2 separate regions of the Homo sapiens genome follow, and region 2 is linked to region 1. A link is a contact called in ENCODE POLR2A ChIA-PET data. All regions are on one chromosome and are shown on one strand. Each heading gives the region's core, a stretch centred on a gene start or an enhancer-like site at or near the end of the contact. The rest is flanking DNA. Distances are from core to core; before and after follow the strand shown.

Region 1 (3,233 bases), core at 641-3,140:
CAGAGATCCTTCGTACATCCAGGGTGCTGCACAAAGAGGTCAGATAGCGTTCTAGACTGGGGTGTGGCAGCCCCCACTTTCGGAAGTGAGAGAACCATCAGGTTTGGGGTTGAGTGAGGTGCTAGACTGGAAGGGATGAGCCCATTTGTTGGGAAATACCTGCAGTGTTGGACAAAAAGGCATTTGTGAGGCCGGGCACGGTGGCTCACTCCCGTAATCCCAACACTTTGGGAGGCTGAGGCGGGTGGATCACCTGAGGTCAGTCTGGCCAACATGGTGAAACCCCGTCTCTGCTAAAAATAAAAAAAAAAATAGCCAGGCGTGGTGGTGCACACTTGTAATCCTGGCTTCTCAGAGGCTGAGGCAGAATTGCTTGAACCCGGGAGTTGGACGTTTCAGTGAGCCGAGATCACACTACTGTACTCCAGCCCGGCTGACAGAGCAAGACTCTGTCTCAAAACAAACAGACAAAAAAAAAAAAAAACAAATGAACACAGTATAAAATCTAGTGTAAATATACGTGATGAGCCAAGATAAGTTTAAAAGTTAGATGCCTTGGATTTTATAGTTAATTTTCAGTAATTCCGCGTAGTCACATTTCATAGACACGCAAACATTAGCAAGATATGTTATTAAATTCAACTGAACAGACATTAAGCAAGGATATTTTAGTGGGTCACCATAACTTTCCTAAGAAATATTAAAGGGACATTGTTAGGACAATACCTTTCCAATGTTGGCTAATTATTTCCTCATTTATTTGCCAAGGAACAAAAAGCATACACAAATACTTTGGGATTAAGGCCAAAGGCCAAAATTGACCCTGTAAGGGGAGGCCACTATGCACACACAGAGATTCTGTGCACTGTACTTACGTTGGACTGCAGTCTGTTTCCTAGCTGGAGGGACAAACTGAAACAGAAAAATCCAAATTAAAGTAACACACCAGTCTCCTTTTAAGGTTGTATTTCCTTTTTTTTTTTTGACACAGAGTCTCCCTCTCTTACCCAGGTTGGAGTGCAGTGGAGCGATCTCAGCTCACTGCAATCTCCACCTCCTGGGTTCAAGCGATTCTTGTGCCTCAGCCACCTGAGTAGCTGGGATTACAGGCACGCACCATCACACTTGGCTAATTGTTTTTTTTTTTTTTTTTTAAGTAGAGACAGGGTTTCATCATGTTGCCCAGGTTGGTCTTGAACTCCTGGTCTCAAGTAATCTGCCCGCCTTGGCCTCCCAAAGTGCTGGGATTACAGATGTGAGCCACTGTGCCTGGCCCCTAGGTCAATTTTGAAGGCACTCTATTGTATCATTCTCCATAACTCAATTTTGGAATCGATTTCTTCAACGTGAAAGCCAACAACACCATCCCTCAGAATTGCAATACATCTCCAAAAATGGAGATCTAACTATGAAAGAAATGCCCCTCTTGCCTTATGCCTGTAATCCCGGCTCTTCAGGAGGCTGAGGTGGGGGATCGCTTGAGCCCAGGAGTTCAAGGCCAGCCTGGGCAACATAGTGAAACCCCATCTCTACAAAAAATAGGAAAATTAGCCGGGCATGGTGGTGCACACCTGTAGTCTCAGCTACTCAGAAGGCTGAGGTGGGAAGATCACTTGAGCCAGGGAGGTCGAGACTGTAGTAATGGCAACAGAAAAAAGTCCTGTCTCAAAAAACACAAAAACAAAACAGAACCCTAAGCGAAATGCTTCTTTTTAAGGAGAAATAACTTTGAGACAGTTCAGAGAAGGGTTTACGTGCTTCTTCAGTGTGGGCATGAGACTTCTCAAAAAGTAGGTGGGCCCCAGGGGAAACTCAGTCGGAAAATAGCTCCCGGGATTTGGGAACCTTGAGTCACCTATGGAATGTGTGTTTCCTGGTGCTGGTCCTCTGCAGGGCACCGGGGTGGTTTCAGAGCTGGAGGGGAGGCGTCAGTGTGTGAAACCTCGCTGGCTCTTCCCTTTGTGACACCACATGCCTGGCTTACCTGTGGGCTCCTGTACGGTTTTTATTGTTTGTTTGTTTTATCTTTTTTTGAGATGGAGTCTCTCTCTGTCACCCAGGCTGGAGTGTAGTGGCATGATCTCGGCTCACCGCAACCTCCGCCTCCCAGGTTCAAGCAATCCTCCTGCCTCAGCCTCCTGAGTAGCTGGGACTACAGGCGCATGCCACCATGCCCAGCTAATTTTTTGTATTTTTAGTAGAGACGGGGTTTCACCATGTTGGCCAGGCTGGTCTCGAACTCCTGACCTCGTGATCCACCCACCTCAGCCTCCCAAAGTGCTGGGATTAGTCATGAGCCACCACACCCGGCCTCCTGTGCAGTTTTGAACGCCCAGTCAGTGCGACAGCTAATGGAAGGTTCTCCCAGCCTATGCTCTGGTGTTCAATTCCAGTGTTTGTCCAAAAGGTTCAGGTTCTGGAGGAGGCGAGATGGGGCCAAGGTTTGGGAATAAATGTCGGCTGTTCCACACTCGCATTTGCCATGCCGAAGAGCAGGGACGTGCAACACAGGGCTTCCCACAGAGTGAACCGAAGGTCTCTGGATTGGTCCCTGGGCTCTAGAGTGGCCAGTCACTGCCCTGTGTCATTGGGAAGAGGGAGAGCTGTGCAGATTCAACACGGCACCATGCATTTGGGTCCTGCGCTCTTCTGTTTTCTTTTTTTTCTTTTTTTTTTTTTTTGAGATGGAGTCTCACTGTGTCGCCCAGGCTGGAGTGCAGTGGCACGATCTCGGCTCACTGCAAGCTCTGCCTCCCGGGTTCACACCATTCTCCTGCCTCAGCCTCCCGAGTAGCTGGGACTAAAGGCGCCCGCCACCTTGCCTGGCTAATTTTTTGTATTTTTAGTAGAGACGGGGTTTCACCGTTAGCCAGGATGGTCTCGATCTCCTGACCTCGTGATCCGCCTGCCTCGGCCTCCCAAAGAGCTGGGATTACAGGTGTGAGCCACCATGCCTGGCCCTGTTTTCAAAGTAGATTGTTTCTTTCTTAGCATGGTTGATCTTTTTTTTTTCTTTTTTTTTTTTTTTCCTGAGATGGAGTCTCGCTCTTTTGCCCAGGCCTGGAGTGCAGTGGCGTGATCTTGGCTCACTGCTACCTCCACCTCCTGGTTGAAGTGATTCTCCTGCCTCAGCCTCCTGAGTAGCTGGGATTACAGGCACACATCACCATGCCCAGGTAGTTTTTGTATTTTTAGTAGAGACGGGGTTTTACCATGTTGGCCAGGCTGGTCTT
Region 2 (3,216 bases), core at 671-3,170, 270 kb before region 1:
AGGTGACCAGTGGGAGCCCCCACCCCGAGTCACACCAGAAAGCTAGGTCGTGGGTCAGCTCTGAGGATGTATACCCCTGGTGGGAGAGGGAGACCTAGAGATCTGGCTGTGGGGCGGGCATGGGGGGTGAAGGGCCACTGGGACCCTCAGCCTTGTTTGTACTGTATGCCTTCAGCATTGCCTAGGAACACGAAGCACGATCAGTCCATCCCAGAGGGACCGGAGTTATGACAAGCTTTCCAAATATTTTGCTTTATCAGCCGATATCAACACTTGTATCTGGCCTCTGTGCCCCAGCAGTGCCTTGTGCAATGTGAATGTGCGCGTCTCTGCTAAACCACCATTTTATTTGGTTTTTGTTTTGTTTTGGTTTTGCTCGGATACTTGCCAAAATGAGACTCTCCGTCGGCAGCTGGGGGAAGGGTCTGAGACTCCCTTTCCTTTTGGTTTTGGGATTACTTTTGATCCTGGGGGACCAATGAGGTGAGGGGGGTTCTCCTTTGCCCTCAGCTTTCCCCAGCCCCTCCGGCCTGGGCTGCCCACAAGGCTTGTCCCCCAGAGGCCCTGGCTCCTGGTCGGGAAGGGAGGTGGCCTCCCGCCAACGCATCACTGGGGCTGGGAGCAGGGAAGGACGGCTTGGTTCTCTTCTTTTGGGGAGAACGTAGAGTCTCACTCTAGATGTTTTATGTATTATATCTATAATATAAACATATCAAAGTCAATGTCGGTGTCTTTTTAAAACCAGAAAGAAGCTACTTCCAAGGTTGTCTGTGGGCCAGGTCACATTTGTAAATAATACAGCATTTTCCCTGGCGGCAATCCTGACTTTCATGAGCTCTCCATCCATCCTGAGCCCCTCTTACCCTAAGGGGGTGACTTACTTCCCCCAGGCAAGACAAATAAATAGCAGAGGACAAGGCTCCAAATGGAGTATGTCCAGAGCCTGAAGGCAGTCTCTTGGGGTCAGGGGAGGGGGCTGAAGGGGTTACTGGGCTGAGGCCTTGGCGAGGCTTCTTATCTGCCCCGGGGAGGAGGAGAGGGAGTCCTCTGCCTGAGGGGTAGGCCTGGCTAAGCAGCCCTAGGCTCAAGGAGCCCTTTGTGCAGACTTCCTTGCAAATCACCTACAGCTGCAGCCCTGGCCACTCACACACACCGCAGCTCCAGATTCCAGCAGGACCCTCGGCCAGCAGGAAGAGGCCTCCAGTGGTAGGACCCTCCAACCCTCTCCTCTTTCCCTAGACCATGTGGCTACACCCTACCCCTGCGAGGCCCGAAGGCAGCCTGAAGAGAGAGACCCCTCCATCCAGCCCTCCACACCTGCCCAGCCCCAGCCCTCACAAGAAAGGGGGCTGAGGCAGGCCTGCAACAGGGGTCTGGTCCTGCCCCACACACTGGCTGTTCAAGAACCCACCCAGCATCCACACTCCCCACTGCATTCATCCCAGACCCAGCAGGGGACTGAGTGCTGGTGTGCCCCCAACTCCAATGAGCACCCTGTAAGGTCAGGCACTCCGGCACCCCCTTAGCAGCAGTGACAGCCAAGCAAGGGAGGGCAGCCCTTATCCCTGAACTAACAAGGCCCGGGAGAAAGAGGCCCAGGAGGCTGATGGTGCTTTTCAGATTTTACCCTCACGGAGGGTAAAAGATAAATTGCACTTTTCTTTTTTTTTTAACTCTGTACCGAGAGAATGTTCACTGAGTGGCTTACTGTGTGTACCAATGCGGGCTGGGGCATTTTCGAGAAATTACACATTCCTTTTACACTCTGGAAGCTTAGCTTTACCTGCCTGCGTGGTTAGCTGGCACCCCTTCCGGCCCCCCACTCTGTCCTGTGTCTGGCCGCCTCCTCACCCACGGCCGCCCTTGGCAGAGGAGAGGCCACGAGCCCAGTGAGGAGGCGGCGCCTGCCCCGCCACCCTGGGAACAGAGGAGGCAGAGCCCCGCCGCGTGCCCCGAGGCCTGGGGCAGGTCGCAGCTTGCTAAGCCCCAGCAAACCCTCTGAGTTCAGTGCTAATTCCAGTTTTTCTTGTTTGAGGGGGCTGATCCCTGGCTTCCCCCTTTCCCCCCAGAACAGGTCCTAGGACGGGAGGGGGTGGGGCGACCCTCCTGCCCTCACTCCTTCCCCTCCTCTCTGCTGTGCCAGCCCGCTAGGGGCTTCCTCTTTTAAAGCTGATGGCTCCCGGAAGGGATCCCTCCTACCCCGAGTCCTCCTCCTGGTCCTGAGTTCCAGGGTGGGCTTTGTTAGGGACAAGAAGGATCCAATCACATCCAGCCCCAGGAAAGGGATGAGGAGGGCGAGGCCCCCGGGGGGGGCCAAAGTAGAGGGGAGGAAGGTCTTTTGGGCGGCATGGGGTGAACCTGCCCAGCATGTACCCCGTGTCCAGCTGTAGGGGCTTCCCGGGAACAGAGTCACCCTTGGCCACCCACCGCTTCCTGCAGGGTTCCTCACAGTTCCCCTCCTGACTACAGCCTTCAGGAAGAACCATTCCAAGAGCCCAGCACTGAACACACCTCAAGTATTTATCAGATGCCTACTGTATGCCAGGGCCTGCGCCAAAGATGGGGCACTGGGCTGGGAACAAGCCGACTCTGCTCTGGCTCTTGGGGAGCTCACACCCTTGAGGCCCTAAGCTGTGGTTTAAGGTTGCCAAGTGCAATGAAGGGGATCTCAGAGTGTGAACAGGGTCCACCAGGGAGGGCTTTATGGAGGCAGCAGCTTTGATGAAATACCTGGGGAGGGTGGCCTCCTGCTGGCCCCAGTCCCAAGATGCCTGGATGCTTCTCCTTTGCCCTGATCGATCTCCCCTTGACATGTAGCACCTGACTGCAGGGACCTCGCCCCCCTTGCTGCGCCACTCCTGAGCCCTGTGTCCCGTGACAGCGCTGTTCAGGGTTAGCTGGCCTTCAAGGAAAGGGCAAGGGTAGAAGGGAGGGAGGCATCTCCTCTGCTGCCAGATGCGTCCTGATGGCTTAGTGCTGTCACGGATATTACTGTTATCTCCTGGATCTCCTGGGAATCTGTGAACGTGGGGTTTGGCCCTGACACCTGCGATGAGCCACTGGGCCTGGTGAGGAGTGTCTGCCCCTCCCAGCTCTCCCACCTGCTCCTTCCCAGGCAGGAACCTGCCAGGCCTCCTCCAGGAGCTGCTGGTCTCACAGGAGGGGAAGGGGCCACTCATGGGGAAGGACAAGGGATAGCAGAAACCCCTGACTTTG

The links. ChIA-PET counts read pairs that join two places held with the same protein, here RNA polymerase II (POLR2A).
Region 2: POLR2A ChIA-PET joins it to region 1 with 17 read pairs in IMR-90. The contact joins two enhancer-like sites. POLR2A ChIA-PET finds 5 or more read pairs at or near these places in 3 of 52 experiments (HepG2, IMR-90 and naive thymus-derived CD8-positive, alpha-beta T cell).

Annotation. Positions count from the first base shown.
Region 1 is chr19:33,023,233-33,026,465 of GRCh38, reverse strand. All of the region lies in intron 3 of RHPN2 (rhophilin Rho GTPase binding protein 2), which reads left to right. Among named protein-coding and RNA genes, the nearest start is that of RHPN2, 40 kb to the left of the region's middle. Within about 2 kb of position 1,890, at least 3 of the 41 ENCODE cell types and tissues checked have a DNase peak (open chromatin) inside an H3K27ac peak, as active enhancers do.
Region 2 is chr19:33,297,440-33,300,655 of GRCh38, reverse strand. CEBPA (CCAAT enhancer binding protein alpha) reads left to right here. Exons shown (of 1, transcript NM_004364.5): 1 at 1-722. Among named protein-coding and RNA genes, the nearest start is that of CEBPA, 3.5 kb to the left of the region's middle. Within about 2 kb of position 1,920, at least 8 of the 41 ENCODE cell types and tissues checked have a DNase peak (open chromatin) inside an H3K27ac peak, as active enhancers do.